2 separate regions of the Homo sapiens genome follow, and region 2 is linked to region 1. A link is a contact called in ENCODE Hi-C or POLR2A ChIA-PET data. All regions are on one chromosome and are shown on one strand. Each heading gives the region's core, a stretch centred on a gene start or an enhancer-like site at or near the end of the contact. The rest is flanking DNA. Distances are from core to core; before and after follow the strand shown. Region 1 has its middle 20 kb from the start of ZFHX3. Region 2 has its middle 59 kb from the start of ZFHX3-AS3.

The links. Hi-C counts contacts between places; a loop is a spot of excess contacts on that map. ChIA-PET counts read pairs that join two places held with the same protein, here RNA polymerase II (POLR2A). Pooled maps may share reads with other maps.
Region 2: a loop to region 1 is called in a map of endothelial cell of umbilical vein, with 7 times the contacts of the local background. The contact joins two enhancer-like sites. A Hi-C loop is called at or near these places in 61 of 168 maps with a recorded cell type or tissue (A673, Caco-2, Calu3 and 35 more) and 30 of 50 pooled maps. POLR2A ChIA-PET finds 5 or more read pairs at or near these places in 11 of 52 experiments (A549, A673, AG04449 and 8 more).

The regions. Positions count from the first base shown.
Region 1 is chr16:73,065,187-73,071,954 of GRCh38, forward strand. It overlaps a transcript of ZFHX3 not described here. Among named protein-coding and RNA genes, the nearest start is that of ZFHX3, 20 kb to the left of the region's middle. Within about 2 kb of position 3,890, at least 32 of the 41 ENCODE cell types and tissues checked have a DNase peak (open chromatin) inside an H3K27ac peak, as active enhancers do; they include A673, adrenal gland, ascending aorta and 11 more, where a contact is called at or near this core.
Region 2 is chr16:73,170,433-73,176,773 of GRCh38, forward strand. It overlaps a transcript of ZFHX3 not described here. Among named protein-coding and RNA genes, the nearest start is that of ZFHX3-AS3, 59 kb to the right of the region's middle. RefSeq lists enhancers at 1-465, 466-965, 1,036-1,885. Within about 2 kb of position 2,284, at least 23 of the 41 ENCODE cell types and tissues checked have a DNase peak (open chromatin) inside an H3K27ac peak, as active enhancers do; they include A673, adrenal gland, ascending aorta and 11 more, where a contact is called at or near this core.

The DNA.
Region 1 (6,768 bases), core at 2,640-5,139:
GCACATAGCCCTCCTGGGCCAGCGCCGGGAGACGGTGCCCACGGTGGCACGTGCATTGTTGACACGCAGACACGCAGGCGTGCGATAACGGAGGGATGCGCGGCTGAACAATCCCCCCACCCCACCCCATGCTTGCATTTCTTGCAGGCATGGCTTATTTAATGGCCAGGGAATTGAGTGCCTCTTACCCACCACCCCCATCCCTTTTATTTTTTGCTGAGAAATGTAAAAAGGAACCTATGCCGTGTACATATTCTGAATAAACGTGAGGGTTTTTTTTTTTCTTGAGGAATACCTAGCGCCATAATTTTGTGATTTAAGGGGGCGAGGGAAATCTTTGAAATGAAGGAAATCAGTGGGGGACGAACTAGCTTTTCCTGGTGTGTGTGTGTGTGTGTGTGTGTGTGTGTGTGTGTGTGTGCGTGTGTGTGTCTCCCCAAAGCCAGTAATGGGATTTAAAATGAGAGATTCCCAGTCCTCGTCCTCCCTCCCATTCCATTTTGCTCTCTTCGCCCCAGAAAACATCTGCGATAACCGGCTGCACGTCTAAAGGGACGGTTTAAAGAGAAACAGGGTTTGGGGAGCGCATCAACTTTCTCTTTTTCAAATAAAGTTGAAAAAAAATTCCAAAGACAATTTAAGCAACAAACGACATCGAACAGATATTTTTCCAAGGCAAAAAATTTCCGATTCGTTGGTTTCCCATTCTCAGAAATAGAGAAAAATGCGAATCCGATCTTCCCGTGCGCTCATGACACGAAATTTGGAGCCCGTACTTGGTTAAGGCTGGTGAGTGCAGGGCAGGGCGTGGCCCCACGGCCGGCAGGAGTCCGGCGCACACTGGGCCTGGAGCGCACTGACTGGGGCTCTGGCTAGCCGGGCTACCCGTGGGGTGGCCTAGGGCCCAGCCTGTGTCAAGGCTGCGGGCAGGGCACTGGTCCCCTGTGGACTCGGGGCGCGCCCTCTCAGCCGCCTCCCTGTTTAATTCCAGAGCTCAGCGGGCTGCAGGGACATTCGACGCCAGTTTCCTCAGGCCCGGGCGTGAGACGCGCCCTTCTCGTGTCTGCTCTTCCGTCCCTCTGCGCTGGATGTTGTATAGCGCAGGCCCCTTCCCTCCCCGCCTCTCGTTCCCAAAACCTTATCATTGAGAATTCGACAGTTGCCCCGAGATGCTGATCCCAGTTCACGGAGCCAGCGTGCGCGTCCCTAATGCCCGGCACACCCATCTCCATTTCGGGACCCTTTTTTTTCCTGCGGGCTCTGGACTCCCGGGAGGAAGCCTCGGGCCCTCCGGCTCCCCGGAGACACCGGCTGAGGCGCTTAGGCCAGTGCAGAGTCGCCGCACTGGGACCCAGGCGCCCCTCACAGGTGCACGTAGGGCATGGCCCAACGGCCCCTCGGATGGGCGGGGAAACAGGCCCGGGCGGAGCAATTCGATCACCCCATTATGCCCCTGCGGATGCCCAGAAAAGCCACGAGGCCCGGGGGACCGCCCCAGCAGTGGTCTGGAAAGGAGAGGGCGCGGCGAGGGGCGCACCTCGCGCCCAGGGCCCACGCCGCCCAGGCCCCGTGCCTGCCTCCCCGTCACCCTAACTCCGCACCCGGGACTGCTGGTGGTTCCCTTCTCTTTCCGCCGTTCTCGCCGGGCTGCCTAGTCTCTTTAGGGCCACAGATGCGCCCTCCTCCCCCCAGCCCCGCGGGATACGGAGGTGAGAGCACTGAGATGGGGACCCTGAACCCAACTGCAGGAGGACGCTGGACCCCTATGTCCCCAGGAGCCCCTTCCAGCCAAGGCCTGGGGAGGGAAGGCGCCTCTGCACCCCTCAGCCCCAGGTGCAAGAGCTGGGAGTGGAGAACCCCCGGGGCCCTGCTCGCCTCCAAGGCAGACCAGAAACCGGGCCCGCCAAGGAGGCGGGAGTGGGTGTGTGGAGTTAGCGAAGGGCCGTCTGGAGGGGTGCCTGTGCCTGCGTGTTTGGTGCTGCACGTCTCCCTCCCTCTCATTCTGTCTGGGAAGAAAAAAGAAAGCGGGCAGATTTGAGCCGACCCCTCTTTCCGCAGCCTGGGAACGCTGCAGCAGGAAGAATTGCTCATAACGACACTTAAGCCCCGACAGTTGAATGCTAAAGGTTAAACTTACAGTCTTCAGGGAAGGGCTTCCTGCCAACTGGAACAGTGGTGCGCGCTGCCACGGGCGCTCCTCCACCCCAGCCTGGCCCCTCCAGGTACAGTTCACATCACGGCTCTTGGCATTTGTGAACTTCAGCGAAGGAGCCCCTGGGTGCTGGCTTGTCCCTGCCCCTCATCTTCAGGGAACCTCTCCTTCCTGGTCTCCCCCATTATTTTGCCTGTGGCTGGTTGAGACCTCAGTTTGTCCCTGGGATCCTGCCCTGTGGGTCCCAACTAGTTCCTGCTGTGCAGTTGGAATGGACCCACCTTTGCAACAAAGATGCACGGTTCACACAGGTGGACACTTTGGAGAAACTGCATTCATCCCTTGTCCCTTTGCACAGAGCACTCAGTGGCCCCTGCAGCTTGGCACAGATAAAACCAAGGCTAATACACTGAATTTAGTGCCCAGCCTTGGAGGGGTCTGCAGAGAGACGCTGGCTGTAAGGAGGCAGGCGGGGGATTGTCAGGTGGAAAGCTTCCCCCAAAGGAATAGCCAAGGGAGTCTCTATTCCACGGACCAAGGGCCCCTCCCCCAACCCACCACCAAATGATGGTAAGGTTCAATTTAGCACCCCTAAAAAGTATATTCCAGTAGGAGATAGATGGTAAAGAGAATGCAGTTCAGCTCTCAGGAGCAAGGGAAGGTGGCTCTTTTCCTACCTCCCTAGAGAGCCCACATTTGCTGAGCACCTACCTTGCCTTAGCTCCCTGCCAGGCACTTTCCAAATAATTGCATTCAGTTCTCCCAGCAACCCTGGGAAACTGGTATTATTAGTCCCATCTTATAGATGAGGAATACCAGATTCAGAGAGGTTAAGTCACTCACTTAAGGTCACACAGCTATTAAGTGGCTCAGCTTGAATTTGAACCTGGGCCTGTCAGGCTTTAAAGCTATTTCTATTACACCAGTTGCCTCTCATCAAGGTCAGTAGAATCAGGGGACCCAAGGGATGAGAAAAGATAGATGTGTAGGGCAGATGGGCTGAGGCGCAGGAAATAAAAATATTCCCGGAAGGGTGCTCTGGTTTTGTATGGATTCAGGGCTAGATTCAAGACTAAGAGACAAGTCACTGATGGGCATGGTCCCCCATGTTATTCACTAAAGGGAAAAAGGCCAAAAGGGACAATGCAATAGAGAAATATCAACAAAATCCTAGGATTACAGGGTTGGAACCCATGTAACAATTGCCTGGTGTGCCCCTTGGTTTTCCAGCCTCGGCTGGCCATACTAGGGAAGTTCATACCAGGCCTTTTTGTTTTTCTTTGTAAATTTTCTGACTGTGTCTGAAGCTCAGACAAGTTCCTTACTTCTGTGAGTCAGCAGGGCTAACAGGAAGGGATGATCAGATGACCAACTGCTCATGAAAAAATATGAGGAAATCCAGTAGACAGGGAATAAGAGCAGGCAGAGACAGACATCCAAAGGCAGGCCCCTTGGGAACTCCTGGTCACTTGAGTGCTCCACTTGCAGGCCCTAAGGTAGGGAAGGCTGTGGGTGGGGCAGCTCCACAGCTCCCTTGAAACAAAGATGATGCCTGCTTTGCCAATATTGAGGTTTGGCCACCTGATGGTCGTCCACCAACTCTGGCCTCCATGCGCACTGCGGGTACTGACCACCCCTTTGGGCGCAACTGCACAAGGGGGAAGGGTGGTCAGTCCAGTGGTATGGGCTGATCACTCCTCGCCGTGCTCGGCTGGGTTGACTCTGACTGATGCTGCCCAAGTATGAGTGTGTGTAACTGGGCAGGACTGGCCAGGCCCACACGGAGAGGTTGCTGAAAGCCTTGTTAAGGAAGTACTTCTGACTAGGCAATCCAATTACATAATGCTGCAAAAATAACTCTGGGCTGGGAGTCTTGAGAGTGACGTATTTTGTTAACAGAGAGGGGTATCAAATATCTGTCTTTTAACCCGAGGGCTGAAAGTACACTTGTGCATACTGACTGGCCTCTCACCCTCTCCCCCAATAAGGGATGTTAAGCGGGTGGCAGGGGGGAAGCAAAAGAAGAAGCAATGATGCACACTTGTTTTTTCCCCTCCTTTTTCCCAGGTGCAACTAAAGCCAACTGTTCAGTTTAGCTATATTCTGCCAGCTCACGTGTCCGTCTACAGAATCGTGCACACCCAAATTAGCCATGCAGTGCTATAAACTGATCAGGGAAGATTAAGCAAAAGAAATGAGGGAGAGAATAAGAAATGAGAGAAAAACAGAATGAAAGGTGGTTTTGTTTTATTTTTTGGTGGGTAGAGAAGGGGAAGGGGTGAATTGTCTCATTATATTCATGAAGACTAGACTAGGACTCCTAGCTTCCCACTAAGGTGACCAACTGGTCCCAGTTTACCTAAGACTGTCCCACATTTAAAACTGCATCTTAGGAACCCACTCATTTCTGAAAAACTGAGTTGGTCACTCCACTTCCCACGGGCTTTGGCCAAATTTCCACCCGGTCAGAAAATAACTGGTCATAATGGTATATCCTGTCAATCCAAAATTGTTCGAAGAGTGATCTAAATGAGATATTTCATCATGGACGCAAAAGCCTTATTTCCAGGCATTTGAAGAAAGATCCATACACTTCTTCCTCCCACTACCATTTTGGATTCTAGAGCTTTCCAGGTGGAAAAATTACCTGCTTCATTCAGTTTGCTTTCAGATAAAGTTTCCAGAGGTCCCTTTCCCATTTTAAAGTGCCCCGAACTCCTGCCATGTTTTGCTTGAGAATCCTTTCATACCATTTTTAAAGAACACTGCTTGAAAGTCATTGTACCTTTTTTCAACTTCTTTTCTGTTGTGGGGTCTCCATTCCTTCCTGGGGCACCAGGGTCACACACTGAACTGTATCAAACTCTTTTAATGTATTCTCATTGAATCTGTTAGCATTTTCTGTTTCCTAATGTTGATAATTATTGCATCTGATCCTTTCACTCTAAACTGCGGCCGTGCAATTCATCCTTAATCTAGATCCATCTGAGCCCCTTCCAAAGAAGACACAAAGATAAGCTATCCCTGGCCCAAGACACTCATAGCATCTGAGCTTAGATTCACATTTGTCCCCACCTCTATTATTTTTTTTTAATCAAAATGTTTCCAAACCCCTTGAGCTAATTATAAAAGCGAATAGCTTTTCCTCTCCGAATCATATTCCTTGACTTGTAAGAATGCAATTCCACTCTGAGACCACCTTGTCGCAGACGTGAAAACCTGCTTGCCGAGGACGCAGCAGAGAGGAAAGGGTGAAGCGGGATTCGTCTCCCGCCCTCCCTCGGCAGGCACTGCCTTTATGGAGTCTATTTCCAGTCTGTTTACCTGGCAAGGACCACGTGACCAATCCAGAAGGAAATGCTGACATCATTGTCTCTCTCTCTCTCTCTCTCGCACATGTGAGCCTCCCTCCCTCCCCAGGCCGCCTGCATTCCGGTATCCATCCTCTCTGCCTCTCTCCAGCGCCCGGTCCCCTCCCCCACCACTCACGCCTTCCACCACTTATTTCTCTGTCTTTCTCATGTCACACTTTCCTTTGTTTTCTTTTCCCCTTGCGGGCTGGTTCCTAGACCGTCTTGCGCGCGCGCGCGCGCGCGCGCGCACACACACACACACACACACACACACACACACATCTGGGTGCCCTTTTCTTTCTCCCTCCCCTACCCCGCCCCCCAACCCTCCCCCCCGCCCCCCGCTTTTCAGTTTTTTCAGATCTGTGGCCATTGAGCCCTCACTCTTTTAAAAACACCTTTCCTCTTTCTCTCTAGATTTGAGATTTCTAAATTAAAAAAAAAAAAAAAAGTCTGGAGGCCTAAAAAGTCTTCTGGGCCAGGGGTAGGGGGAGGAGGGCCAGGCAAGGCTGCGGAGTCCAGCCATTCAATTTCCTGCTCCACTGAGCTTCGAGATTTCGGTGTTGGGGGTTTGGTCAAACATGCTTTCTTTCTTTATTTATGTACAGCTTCTCTTCTTCTAGTCTCCATTCCACGTTTTCCCACCCTGCTGCTGACCAGGCTCCCCTGCCTTCCCCACTGCCAGACCACAGGTCCCAGCAGCTCCTGGCCTTGAGCGGAGGGAGGGAGGGAGGGAGCACGTGCAACTCGCTCCTGGTCTTTTCTCTGCTGCTGCTGCTGCTGCTGCCGCCGCCGCCGCCGCCGCCGATACTGCTGCTCATTCTATCAGGGGCTGGGGAGGCTGCTCAGCATCCTCCCAGCCTGAGACCCGGGGAGCTGGGAAAGCCAGGATGCAGAGAGGAGGGGAGGAGTGGCAGTCCATGCAGGTGCCTCCTGCCTGTTCAAAGGCCTATTTATAGGAAGAACCAGCAGGCAGGGCTCTGGGGTTTGGCTGCTCCTGGGCAGCTTTCTTGGTGCACGTGGGCACAGAGCCAGAGCATGCAGTTTAGAGGAAATGTTTAATAAAGACATGGGAGCCTCAAAGTGTTTATTTATTCTCACAGAAAGGTGGAGATAGGGTGTGCCTGGAAACTGCTTTGAAAGCGGACAGCAAGGTAGTGAGGCCACAGGGTGACACCACTGGGAATCAAAGGGAACAGCTGTCTCAGGCCAAGGGGCACAAGGCAGACACTGATGGGCCCCATTGCTTCCACCTCCCACCCT
Region 2 (6,341 bases), core at 1,034-3,533, 100 kb after region 1:
TAGGCTAGGCTGGTCTCGAACTCCTGACCTCAGGTGATCCGCCTGCCTCGGCCTCTCAAAGTGCTGGGATTACAGGAGTGAGCCACCGTGCCCAGCCCTCACTAGTTACTCTGATGCAGGTTATTGTTGAAATAGTTTGGGTGTTCACTGGCCAGCTGGGAAGAAGCGGACAGAAACAGTTGCTTGCTTTTTGCCCCCAGGACAGCTTTGCTGATGGGGCTGGCAGAAGATATGCTGAGCTAGGAAAGGTCAAATCATCAGAGAGTCTGGGAGGTGGGAAAAGCTGGACAAAGGAAAAGAATGACCTCGGGATCTTCCTGTCTGTACTTCCTGTCTCCCCAGGAAGTGTCAGTCAGAGATTTTCAGGAAAGGGTGTTGTCATGGAAACCTGAATTGGCTCTTCCCCTCCAGGCTGTATGGGGACAAGTGCCCTCATGTGCCCCAGCTGTCCCCAGGCTTGTGGAAGAGGGCAGTCAGTTTGAGTTTTCCGACGCACCGTGGAAAATCCAGAGCCGACAATGTCTGGGACTACAGAACCGGCGACAGCGTGCGGCAGGGATTCAAGTCCAGAATGCGGTGGAACCTGTTATGAACTAATTAAAATTTAATCTGCTAAAGCCATTTTCTCCATCATTTGGGAACCCTCTCTTGACTTCAGCAAGTTCCAAAGAGCCTCTCAAATAGAGGATGCTGTATTTTTGCACTTTTTTTCTCTGTGTATTAGATTTCATCCCCCCAAAAAAGCCCTTTTTAAAAAGGGATTCTAGATAGAGTAGCCATATAATTTATCATCCAAACTGGGACGCTTTTGAGAGTGAAAAGAAGTGCTATTAATAATTACTCTGGGATAATAGATACAAACTGGGCTGTTCCGGGGAAATGCCGAGGTATCTTCAAGGAAACTGTAGGGTCAGGCACCGATCAAATGCATCCACTGGGCTGAAAGCCTCAGGCAGAAGGAGCTCTGTCTGTGTGACTCTTGTGCCTTGGATAGTGCTTGGTCTACAGTGAATGTGTAAATCCACAGTTGTCCTGGGTGTGCCTTCTGAACAGAAAATGGCGGGGGGGGCGGGGTGGGGGGCGGGCAGAGTGAACCCAGACGTTCCTTGCAATTTCACAGCCGCAAAGGGGAATCTGTGTTCCTGCAGCGCAGGCAGGTACACGATGCATAAGCGTCTGTGTATTCTGTGTTTACTGATTCCTAACTGTTAGCAGTTAATTGCCATCTGTTGACACACCCTGAGGGGGAATGTTAAGCAGTTCTCGACATCTGCATATATATTCTCTGCCTACATATTTTACTAACTCTTGTTTATGGGACCCATTTCCTCAAATCCATGCTACTGTGCCCCTGATTTTGTAACATACACGTACCCGGTGTCAACCTTTGGGGTTGAATGGGCAAAAATGCCCTCCTCAACTGTTCCCAACACAAAGAAATACTAAATGCTTGAGATGATGGCTACCCTAAATACCCTAATTTGATCATTACACATTATATCAAAATATCACACCTACCCCATCAATATGCACAATGATTATGTATCAATAAAAAAATGGGAAAAAATTCCCTTTTGGGTCCGCCAGAGATGCTGACTGCAGACCGGGTCCTGCCCAGACTCGCCAGCCACTCCATTTCCCACCCCTCCTCCACCCGCCTGCCGGGTCCTTCAGGAAGAGTGAAATGGTCCATTGATCCCTGAGGAGGAAAAGAGCATGTTCGGCCTTTTGAGAGGTTATGGACACTCTGAGTGACACCCGAGCCCAAGCCTCCAACAGCAAGTCCGGCAGCCCCGGGGTGCAGGGGCGAGGCCCGGCCTTGTCTCTGCCATCCACGTGTAATCTGGCCCTGAAACTGACCAGCTCCGACGCCCTCCTTCCTCCTGCCCGCCAGGCGCTTCGTGTTCTTCCCATGTCTTGGGAGAGATCCGTCTCCTTTGACAGACTCAAGATTCCAGGCCGAACTTTCCCATGCCACCGTCCCTCAAAATAGCCCCAGCCGAGCTGTATTTATAGCCGTGTGAGACTCTAATGGGCCAATTTGTTTGAATTTCCACTGCTTTTGTGTTGAACTTACCCCTCTCCTGTGGGCAGTCTCTTCAGGCCTTTATTGATGGGGTGTGTGAGGATGGCGTAGGCCGTGTTCAAGATGGTAGCTCTATAGAGCGTGGGGGCTGTTTTGCATATTTACTGTTCTTTAAAGCCGGTTTTTTGAGAGAGAGAAAGAGACAGAGAAAGAGGTTTCTGTAAGTAGCCCGGACAATGAGAACAAGACCGGCTGTATGCCAAGCACGGGATCCCGGCCAAAACACATATCATTAGCTTGGACCAGCTATAAGCAAGGAAATGAGAAACATATGCTAGGAGCAAGGTTAGGAGTGAAGGACCATGGGTCATTGACAGTCGCCCTAAAACTTTTCCCTTGTTCTTCAGCTGTGGCCTGGCGGTGTCAAATGTCATTTCGACTGCCTTGATTTCTCATGGTGGGGCTGCCTGTGGTTTTTTTTTTTTTTTTTCTTTCTTTCTTTCTCCCCCTGCTGTTTCCTGATGGGACTGTTTTTTTGTTTTTTTTTTTGTTTTTTTTTTTTTTTTTTGGGAGGGGAAAAGAGAACAGTCAGGGAAGGGCTTATGTGATAGTTTTTCTCAGTTCTGGGAAAATAACCTTGTTTCCTGTGATGCACTCTTCAATTCCTCACTTTCTCTGAAGCAACGATGTCTCTGGGTTTTGGATCCATACTGGTTTGAGAGGGGAAGACTGAGGGGAGGCTTTTAAAGCAGTTCTTGCTGTTTCTTTCTTAAATATAATTAGATGCGCCTCATTACCTCACACTGAAGGACTTTTGTACTTTTTCGAGCTGTGTTTTCTGAGATCTTCCGTGGGCGACGGCTTGTCGTTTCCACTTGCAGTTAATTGCATTAGCAGGTATTTTCCCCCCGCCCCTCCCGCCCCGGCATATTTGTCCTCTCTTCTCGCTCTCCCCAAGATATCTGGAGTCGATTTTGCGAGTCCGAAGGCCACACCCAGGGAGTCTGCTTGTGCCTGAACGTGATGAAGGATCTGGATTCCTTTGGCCCTTCCCAGTTTCCCTTTCCTCCACCTCATTCTTTTTTCTTAAAGTCTTCCCCGGACAGTTTACTAACAATGCTCTGCTCTCTTGCACTCCAAGGTCAGGACCCCTGTTCCCTATAAAACCCAGATGAAGAACTGTATCCATGCAACTCAGAGGCGGTCCCTGGAGAGCATCCCATGTGGCTACTGTTCTGAAACGACCACAACCGCCCAGGAAACTCACCAGGCTCCGACACCCAGGTTTGGCCAAAGTCACAAGATAGCCACGGATATACCCTGCCATTCCCATGAAGGGAACGCTATAGAAGTGGGGGCGCAGGGCAGTTGCAAGCCTGTATGGCAGAAAGGGGAAGGAATAAAATGCTCTCCCATAAACCCCTTCGGACCTTCATTCCTTTAAGATTTAGGGAATGGTGTTGGGGTGGAACCATGTAAAATAATTAAAACATTCGGTCCCTGTTTATCTTTTGCTTCCTTCTCTGTGCCTTGTTCTGAAAATAAACTTTGCAGTTAGTTTCCGGGCTCCCAAAATTCCCAAGTGTGTGAGCGTCCTCAAGGCTTTGGGCAGAGTTAATGACCGGCTTGAGGTTCACTGGACGTGTTTCCCCCAGGCGAGCCACCTTTTTTTCCTTAACTTCAGTTTCTGGGTAGCAGATCTCTCTTCTCTGCATGGAGACCTTCCTGGTCACAGGAGGAAACCTCACTTGCTGATGCCTTCTAAGGCCTCAGTGGATCAGGAATGGGTGGTGTGTGTGTTCACACAAAACAACAACAACAACAACAACAACAACAACAACAACAACAACAAAAGGAGGAATAAGGGCTGCCAAACCGCAACATGCAGGCAACGGGCATTTAAGTTTTATATTGACAGCGAGGCAGGATCCTGGTCAGATACCTGAAACTCTTCCAATTTCAAGGAATCTATTCCGCGACTCTCTCTCTTCCCTGTCTTTAGTGGTAGAAGGGGGCTGGTATTAGGTTTGAGTTCACGTGTTTTCTTTTTGCATCCTCACTGCTTGGGCTGCCTCTCAAATCTCCACACAGCCAAAACCTGCCTCCAACCCACCATTTCCTGTCATCTCCTCCACTGTAACCCTCCTGGCCCAGTCACATCTCCTCTTGCTGGAAACCTGTAATGCCTTCTAAATGGTCCCCACACTCTTCTCCTGCCCCATTGCAGTCCGCTCATCAATGAGCGACCCAGAGGGATCCTTTAAAAACCCAAATCAGGGCCGAGCACAGTGGCTTATGCCTATAATCCTAGCATTCTGGGAGGCCGAGGTGGGTGGATCACTTGAGGTCAGGAGTTCAAGACCAGCCTGGGCAACATGGCAAAACCCCGTCTCTACTAAAAATACAAAAAAAAAAAAAAAAAAAAATTAGCCAGGCATGGCGGCACATGCTTGCAATCCCAGCTACTCGGGAGGCAGGAGAAACGCTTGAACCTGGGAGGTGGAGGCTGCAGTGAACCGAGATAGCGCCACTGCACTCCAGCCTGGGTGACAGAGCAAGACCCCCTCTCAAAACCAACCAACCAACCAACCAAATACCCAAATCAGATTAAGCCCATTTCCCTGCTGAAAACCCCACTTGGCCTGGTGTGGTGGCTTACACCTCTAATTCCAGCACTTTGGAAGGCTGAGGCGGGCGGATTACTTGAGGTCAGGAGTTCGAGACCAGCCTGGCCAACATGGTGAAACCCTGTCTCTACTAAAACTAAAAAAATTAGCTGGGCATAGTGGCTCATGCCTGTAATCCCAGCTACTTGAGATGCTGAGGCAGGAGAATCACTTGAACCCAGGAGGTGGAGGCTGCAGTGAGCTGAGATTGCACCACTGCACTCTAGCCTAGGCAACAGAGAGAGACTATGTCTCCAAAACAAACAAACAAACAAACAAAAAAACCACTGGTGGCCCCTGCCTGCTTCTCCAACTTGGTCTTGAGCCATCTCCCCTTCACCTTTTATGTTCCAGCCACACTAGCCTCATTTTCATCACCAGTAGAGTGAGGATGTAACAACGCCTGCTCAGAGGGCTGGGAGGAGTAAGTGCATTAACACACACAAAACATCTAGACCAGGGTCTGGCCATGATAGGTGCTCGATAAAGGGAAGTGCCATTAACAGTTTACTTCTTTGAATTTGCCAAGGACTTTTCCCGCTTCAAGACCTCACAAAAGCCTCTGTCACTTATCATTTCCCCTTTATATGGCTGGCTCTTTTTTATCCTTTGGGTTCAAGTTTACATGTTAACTCTTTAGAGATCTTCTCTAACCAGTCTATTCAAATACATTCCCAACGCTTGAACCCCCATTCCCATTATTTTCTCCTACAACACCCTGTCTGTTTCCTTCAAAGCACTTTTTCCAACTTGGGATGACAAATGATTTTTTACTTGGGGGGCAGGGCTATGTCTAATAATCTTATCCAGCACAAGGAATATTTGTGGAATGAATGCATAAATGAATGAATGTAACTCCTTACCTTTCTTCTGCTAATACCAGAGCCATCCCCAACCCACCTCGTCGGCTATGCCAATTCTCCTCTCCAAATCCTGTATTTACTTATTCTCTCATCCTTTGGCATTATTGACTCTCTGGTCTCTTGGCAATGGAAAAACCTCTAAACCATCTAGCACCGTCCCATCACTCTAGGAGGCTCACACTTTCATTTATATGTAAATGATAAATAATAGAATATGTAACGCCCAGAATAAGTTCAATGACTAATGACTCCTCATCTGCCAAGTCAGAAGGGTTTGGGGATGAATTAACTCATCAACTACCATTAAGAGATCAATGTCAATGCAATTACTCCATAAATATCCAAGATCAGGTATCTTACAGTGCTACCTGAAAGTCTCAAGTGATGATAGGAAGTCAAGTGCAGGTGAAAGCATAGTTCCCATTTTTGTTCCTTATCACCTCCCTTTATGTGAGTACACTGTATTATATTGAAGCTGAGTAACATGAGCTAAGGAGGAGTAACTTGACCTGTCCTCATGCATCTCTCTTTCTTGCTCTCTTAGCCAAGAATACCAAGATGGAAAATGCCCTCGGCTGAATTTTTTATTATTTATTGATTGATAGCCTTCTTCTTCTTCTCCTTTTTTTTTTTTTTTTCCTTAAACCTCCATGCACTTTGCTAATTACTTCTCTGGAAATCATTTCCCTTTACCATTCTCCAGAATGCTGCCACCTTTGGGAAGGAACGTGGCAGTGTGATAAAATGTAGGCTAGACAAGAGCTAAGAGTGGAAAAAAGTCTTCTT